Regions from separate parts of the Mus musculus genome. Here regions 1 and 3 are each linked to region 2. The links are chromatin loops, found by intact Hi-C in ENCODE. Cell type or tissue: heart. All regions are shown on one strand.

The links. Hi-C counts contacts between places; a loop is a spot of excess contacts. Peaks named below come from ENCODE experiments on the same cell type or tissue, not always from the same donor. Only the 100,000 strongest peaks of a DNase experiment are listed, where the experiment ranks them.
Region 1: a loop joins it to region 2, with 8 times the contacts of the local background. A loop is called at or near these places in 31 of 42 quality-filtered maps.
Region 3: it touches region 2 in a loop (2.3-fold over the local background); 7 of 42 quality-filtered maps call a loop at or near these places.

The regions. Positions count from the first base shown.
Region 1 is chr11:76,893,303-76,895,802 of GRCm38, reverse strand. It overlaps a transcript of Tmigd1 not described here. Among named protein-coding and RNA genes, the nearest start is that of Tmigd1, 7.6 kb to the left of the region's middle. In heart, CTCF peaks have their summits at 1,329 (motif pointing right) and 2,091 (motif pointing left); DNase peaks (open chromatin) are centred at 1,392 and 2,052; H3K27ac peaks cover 987 bases.
Region 2 is chr11:76,788,118-76,790,617 of GRCm38, reverse strand. The region is part of intron 17 of Cpd (carboxypeptidase D); the gene reads left to right. Among named protein-coding and RNA genes, the nearest start is that of Gosr1, 26 kb to the right of the region's middle. In heart, a CTCF peak has its summit at 1,162 (motif pointing left); no DNase peak of the experiment used is centred here.
Region 3 is chr11:76,944,139-76,946,638 of GRCm38, reverse strand. Blmh (bleomycin hydrolase) reads right to left here and starts at 983. Exons shown (of 12, transcript NM_178645.4): 1 at 746-983; 2 at 200-397. The coding sequence starts at 758. In heart, no CTCF peak of the experiment used is centred here; a DNase peak (open chromatin) is centred at 958; H3K4me3 peaks cover 1,627 bases; H3K27ac peaks cover 1,433 bases.

The DNA.
Region 1 (2,500 bases), 110 kb before region 2:
TTAGGGGTAATCACCACTCAGTAACTCTGCTAAAGCTGATTAAATAAGTTGATAAGACTCTGCCTGAGTTATTGGGGGGCTCGATGGGTCACACTAAGAACTAATAGTTATTAAATAACTAACAACAACATGTGTGCGTGTGTGTGTGTGTGTGTGTGTGGTGTGGTATGTACATTTTCCTACGGAGATGGCCTCTCAACCTGAGATGAACAGACTTAGACATCATCTTACCCTCCAGTTTACTATACCAAAACCAAAATCAGTTCCTCCCATCCATCCCATCACTTTCTTCCTCTTTCCCTCTATGAATTTTGAATCTGAAGTGTGGCTGAGAACTGGCTTTTACTGGGTACCTGTCTCTTGCTGACCCATTCCTTCCTTGCTTCCACTTAAAAGGTATCCATGGTAGTTGCCATTTCACAGGCAAGGATGGTAGGTTTAATGGGCCTTGAGTTAAAGAGGACAAAACTAAGAAAGGGCGTGGCTCCCTGGTGGATCGATTGCTCCCCTAGCATGCATAAAGTCTAGGTTTTATCTCCAATATAAAAACAAAAAAACAGCAAAACCAGACCAGAAAACAAAAATACTGGTAACCCAGAAACCCAACTATACATGTTCCCAAGATATCTGTGCCCTGACCAAATCTCCTCCCTCCAGTTCATAGCATAGTAGTAACGGTGCCATTCTGATTTTATCTTTTTCCCCTCTGTGTGTATGTGTGTGTCTGTGATATATGCTTGTATGCATACACATGTACGTGCATGTGTTGAGACTATGTGTCAATATCTGGTATCTTTCTCTGTTACACTTCACCTGTTACTTTGTTTCGTTTTTAAGATAAGGTCTCCCTATGTAGCCATGGCTGGCCTAGAACTCACTGTATAGACCAGGCTGACCTCTAACTCATAAAGACCCATCTGTGTCTGACTCCCCAGGACTGGGATGAAATGCGTGTATCACTACACCAAGCTTTGCCCTGTTTTTTGAGTCAGCATTTCTTAATGAATCTAGAGCTCACAATTTTGGCTAGATTAGCTGGTCAACGAGCCCCCAGATATACCTTTCTCCTCACCCCACACATCCCTTGGGTGCACTCTGACACATCTGGTTTTGACCTGGGCACTGGAATCTAGACTTAGGCCCTCACAGTTGTGTATCAAGCCCTTCACCCACCCATGCATCTCCCTGGTCCCTTTATCTTATCGTTGACACAGGATCTCGCTATGTAACTCAGACTAGCTTCAAACTCCAAACCTGCTCCAGTCTCCATACTCTTCCTGCATTTGAAGACAAGGTTAAGAACCAAAGTAGGTGACCTTTGTGAGTGACCACTAGGGGTCACTTCGCACCCACAATGTTCTGGAGCTAGGGTTGAGATCCATCCTCACAGGCCAGTTACTGACAGGACTGGCCTACTCTGATCCAGCGGGGAAGGGATAAGTGGGAAGGAGATGGGGAAGGAAAGATGGGGACTTGAGGGGGAAGAGGCTGGGATACAGAGAGAGCAATGCAGGATGACATGAGTCCCTTAGGACAATGCCTTCTATTATCCGTGTGGATGACTGAAATGGAAAGAGAATTCTAAGACTTCCTCATCCAAAAAGGGAGAGGAAGTGGTGGTGGCACCCCCAAACAAGACGGTCCACCAACTGCCTCACCTGCAAAGTCTACTTTCCTTCTCAGTGGTCCGGCCTCAGAACTGACTGGCGCAAGCTAATGGAGCCTCAGCTTCAGGTACTATCATTTGCACAGACCTCTTTAAAGGCCCTCGCCATTAATCACTAAATGTTTGGAATCTGGTACTCTTTTCCTTAAAGGGGCCTCTCCATTAGAAGCATCAAGCCCCACGGGTCCTGGCTTTAGCCCCCACTGGCTCCAGTACAGAGGTTTGAAAGGGAGAGGAAAAGGAGGCCAGGGGTTCCAAAGGGAAGTACCCGCCCCAAGACTAACAAGGGAGGGGCTTCCTGTGGGGGTCGAGGGTTCATTCAAGGGCCAAAGACCCCAGCAGCTACTTCACTGCCAAGGGCTGATGAATTATGGGGCCATCAGAGGTGAGGGAGTCCTCCTCCTGCTGGCCTGAAGGTTCCTGTGGCTGGCAGCAGTTTGCCTGAATCTTTACAGACAGGCCTGCCCCATCCTGTTAGCTGTTTCCTGAATAAACAATAGTCTTGCCAACCATTGTGTCGATTTTGAAAGAAGGAGGGGGGAAAACCTCCAGAAGGAAAGTTATAGACTCCCTAAGCTGTGAACTTTGCAAAGGGATAAATGATAAACCAGGAAGCGACCTGCTTGTAGTTCCGGTATCTATCAGTCCTTGGTTAACCTCCATTTACCTTTCCCAACACCTGAGGTCACAAAATGCCCCAAATCCCATCCCACGGGATTTGAGATCTGAGTTCAAGAGCTTGGCTGCCTTGCCAATAATTTCCTTTTGCAAAACTAGTCATTTTCGAATTTGGTATACAGTGCAATGGGCAAATGGACCTGGTTCTGTGAGGAG
Region 2 (2,500 bases):
CTACAAGTCTACTTCTAATTGTTTTCATTACCTCAGACTGCACCTGTACCAGTCAAGCAGTGAGCGACTCCCTGTTCTCTCTCCCCACAGCCCCTGGCAACTGCTGCTTCTGTCTCTAGGAATTTGCCCATTCTAAATATCTCCTAAGTAAACTTACCTGTTAATCCTTTTGTATCTAATTTCTTTTCTTTTTTTTTTCCCCCTTTTTTGAGACAGGGTTTCTCTGTGTAGCCCTGGCTGTCCTGGAACTCACTTTGTAGACCAGGCTAGCCTCGAACTCAGAAATCCACCTGCCTCTGCCTCCCGAGTGCTGGTATCAAAGGTGTGCACCACCACGCCCAGCTCTGTATCTAACTTCTTATGTTAACATAATTTTTTGAAGTTTATCCATTTTATAGCACATATCACATACCTTTAGAACAAAATATTATTCCGTTATATATAGCATCTTTTGTTTATCAACTTATATGTTGATAGACAAAAGTATATAGTTTTGTTAGGCCTGAGTTTTCACTCTGTCTAGGTAGAGACCTAGGAGCGGCATTACTGGATATTATTACTGAATATTACTTTATTTCCATTTTTAATGCTCTGAAGAACCACCAAGCTCTTCTGTAGCATCTCTACCATCTTACACCTATCAGCTGCATTCAAGGACTCCATCTTCTCTGTATGCTCAGAAATGCCTGTGATTCTAATTTGCGTATCCTATCAGATGTAACATCATCTCGCTGTGGTTTTCATTTTCATTTCTTCAATGGCTAATGACATTTGACTGACTTTGTATGTGCTTGCTGGTTATTTGTATGGCTTCTTTGAAGAAGTTATCTATCCAGATCTTCTGTCCACTTTACAATTAGGTTTGGGCCAGCAGGCTGTCTCAGAGGGTACAGGTGCTTTCTGCCAAGCTTTAGGACCTGAGTTTAGTCCCCAAAACACACGTAGTGAAAAGAAAGAAACAACTTCTACAAGTTTACCATGACATGGATGCACACACAATGTTAATTTTAAATTTTTAATTGGGATGCTGGAGAGATGGTTAAGAGCTCTAGTCACTTTTCCAAAGGATCCAGGTTCAATTCCTAGAACTCACATGATGGCTAATAACCAAACATCTGTAACTCCAATCTTAGGAGGTCCAGTGCCCTCTACTGGCCTCATTAGATACTGCACATACATACACATGCATGCAGGCAAAACAGCATCCACACACATAAAGTAAGAATGAAATTAAATTTTTTTAACCAATTGGATTGTTAGTTTTCTATATAGTCCACATATTAAATCCTTTTCATGTTCATGACTTACAAATAGTTCCAGCTCCCATCCTATAGGCTAATGTTTTAACTTTTAAGAATTACGTTTATTTGGAGGTGGAAGTGAGCATGCGCCACTTGTGGAAACAAGAGCACAGCCTGTGGGCGTCAGTGCTCTCCTCCCACCATGTGGGCCTGGGATGGAATTCAGGTCTCTTCCTCATGATTTGTTGGCATATTAAGATTCTGTTTTTCTTGTCAGAGTTTTATGGCTTTAGCTCTTAATATTGTTTAAGTTCGTTTTGTATACAGTGTGAGACAGGAGCTTAGTTTCATGGGAGGGCAGGGATCTAGATGTTTTTTTTGTCAAAAATGTGAGTTTTTCCTCATTGGATGGTCTTGATGTCCTTTCAGAAAGCAATTGAACACAGAAGTATGGGCTTATGTCCAGACATAATCTCACGGGGTTACAGCTGGTCTTTTGCTGTTGTACTGTTTTTGCTATAACTGTGATTTATAAGTCTTTTGACACTGTTCTTCTTAAGGATTGTTTGGGTTATTCAAGAGTCTCTGCAATTCCAGCTGGACTGGAAGTTGGCTTTTCATATTCTGCATAAAAGGCTGTTTGGATGGACTTAGGGATTGCTCTTCTTTCTGACCCCATTTAGTAAGTGCTCTTACAATTACACAGTGAGTGGTTAACTGATCATTGGTTCTTGTGAGTAACAAGAAATTGACTTCATTTCTATTCATTCCTTTACTTTGTAAGAGTTTGCTATGTGGGGGAATACAGAGCTAGTTCAGCAGTTAGGAACACTGGCTCCTCTTCCAGAGGTTTCAGGGTCAGTTCCCAACACCAACATGCTGGGAACATGCCGGCTCTCAGGTACTTCTGGTTCAGTGCCAGAGAATCGGATGCCTGACCTTTGTGGGCACTCCACACATGTGGTGCACATAGGTACATGCAGGCAAAACACACATATACATAAAATACATCTAAAAAATGTTTAAGGAATTTACTATGTGGGAGCATCTTGCTGTATTAATGATAAAATATTTTCCAATGCCTATCAAACAAGTAGCTGTTTCAGAATTAATTGATTTGATCTAGAAGAGAGCATCTTTCCAGATATCATGAAAATTTAAAGATAGAAAATGTTATACCAAGTCAGAGCCACAGAGCCACAGCCTTCCCTTTATGTGAAGGCTAATGTCTGTGATGCAGAAAAAGTGACGCAGGATGC
Region 3 (2,500 bases), 160 kb before region 2:
ACAAACTAAATGCTAATAGGCCACAGAACACTGAAGCCACCACACAGGTGATGTTCTTGGGCCTGCCCTTTTCTAGTGCCTATTCTCTGGCTTACTACAAGTTCTGTCAATGCTACAAAGCTCTGTTATCCCAGGGCCATTTTTAGGACAACAAAATGTGCTGCTGTCAATAAAGTAGGCAAGAAGTCGTAGACCTCACCAGAGCTCTTCTGGTTGGTGACTGGCTTGCCTTCCTGAGGCACAACGTGTTGAAACACATGCTGAGCACCCTGGACCGTGGCCCTCCTCAGACATATGTCCAGCAGATCGTGGGTGGTCCCGACATTCTGGGCAAGTACGAACTGAGGGTCAGAATTTAGTTTCTGGATCAAAGCAGATACCTTCTCCGAATTTAGTCCTGTGGGAAGATCAAACGCCATTATAATTATATCCCCTCCCAAAGAGGCTGACGGGGACAGCTTTAGGATAGGGTCACCGTAGATCCTAGATTTAACTTCGCAAGAGCATCCTGCAGAGTGCTGTACCAGAAAGCCCTCTCCCGGCATCCTCCCCGCGTGATGTCGTCTCTCTCCTGGTGCTCTCCCACCCTCCCGGAGGGCTACATCCCGGCCCTCGCCTAGGTCCGTCCCCCCCTCCCCACCCACCCCCATCCCATCCCACGGCCTTTCACGCCGCCGGGCCTCACGGGTCCGCCGAGCCCGGGAGAGGACCCGGGAAAACACTCGTGGTACCAGCGGTGCCTCACCTGCGTTGTTCATGGCGCCCAAACTGCTTCGTGGAGGAAACGTTAGTTTTCAGGGTTTTCAGGTGAGCTCTGGGGTTACACTACAGTCCGCTGCCTAGCTGGCCGGACCTGGTTCTCGCACCCTAAGCGCCGGAAGAAGGAAACCCGCTCAATGGTGGCCGAGAGAAACGGGGTCCGCGGAGGGACAAAACTCCCCCCTCGCGTTGCTGAGTCAGCGCCATCGGGGCTAGCCCCGCCCGGGGGAGGGCCGACAGGGGCGGCCTTTCAGACTCTGGGGCCCGCACCTCGGCCCGGGAGCGGCAGGGCGAAGCCACCCACGATTGCAGCCCCCACTGCCAGCATTGCTCACTCTTCGCCTCGGCTGCGCCCTCCGCCATCTGTGATCCCTCTTCCTGGCTTCAAGGGCGCCCTCCCGGGATCCCAAGCTCCTAGAGGAAGGAGGCTGAGGGTTCCGTGCTGATGAACCCAGATCCCTCACTGTCTAGCATTGGGGAAACTGACGCTTAGAACTCCTTTGAGAAGCCAGAGGAGGTTTTGTGAAGTGAAAAGGAAGTAAGGGACCCAAAATTAGCCATGGGACGGCAGATCTCAAGAAATCCACCCAAAGGCTTTTCCTGTAGGCACTTAGCTGACCAATCTGTTCATCTTTTTCAATTGCAACTTGTTGCTTAGAGTCTAGTGAGAACAAAGTTCTTGTATTTGAAAGGATTTTGGAACCAATCTCTTTCCCACCCACCCATAAGCTACTACCACGGTTCTACAAATACACATCTGCTCATTTCATCTACACATTCTGGGCTTCGCAAGGCTCATGAGTGGTTCCTATTGAGCCCAGCTTGGGCTAAGGAGAATGATTACGTCAATTTTATGCTTTTTTTTTTTTTTTTTTTTTTGCTAATATCTACAAAACCTGTAAATCACACACACACACACACACACACACACACACACACAGAGTCTTCGAGATAATTAATCAGTTTTTCAAGACGGGGCGGGAGAGTCCACTGCATAATAAAATAAGTACAAATGCACACTGTAGCCTTACTATTCAGATTTTCCATGGAGCCTAAAACCTAAGTCTTAAATTGAAAATCACCCATGGTTCAGAGGAATTCTGATGTCTGGAAAGTGCCACATGCAGACAGCCATCTGTCACTTGAGAATTCAGTCTCTGTGTCCCTGAGAGACTTAGCTAAAGACCTGCAATTCGACATAGCAACCATCTCCAAGGGAGCCCATCAACTACCCTATCCTGTGGGGCTTTTTTTTTTATTTTTTCCATTTTCTGAAGAAAAAAGAAACAAGCTACAACTCATGCTGAAAGAAATCATGGGCCCTTTCACCAAATAAATAAATAAATAAACAAACAAATAAATAAACAATAAAAATGATGTTCAAACTTCCTGCCCAATTGGACTCAGCCCAAAGAATAAAATTGTATTCAACATTTGTGGTGTAACAGGTCCTCAGCAAGTTTCTGCTGATATAAAAAAAATTAAAAACTTTAATCTTGTCATCAAGAGACTCATGATGTGGGACTGGGAGATAGCCCAGCAGATAAAAGCACTTGCTGATGATCTTCCAGGGGACCCAAGTTCGGGTCCCAACACTCAAGTCAGAAAACTGTAAGTCCAGTTCCAATGGGTCCAGCCAACACTTCCTTCTGGCTACCATGGGCACTCATCCCATGTGCACACCTATACACAGAGACATACACATTCAAAACAATTAACGTGGGAAAGACATGCAACAGAA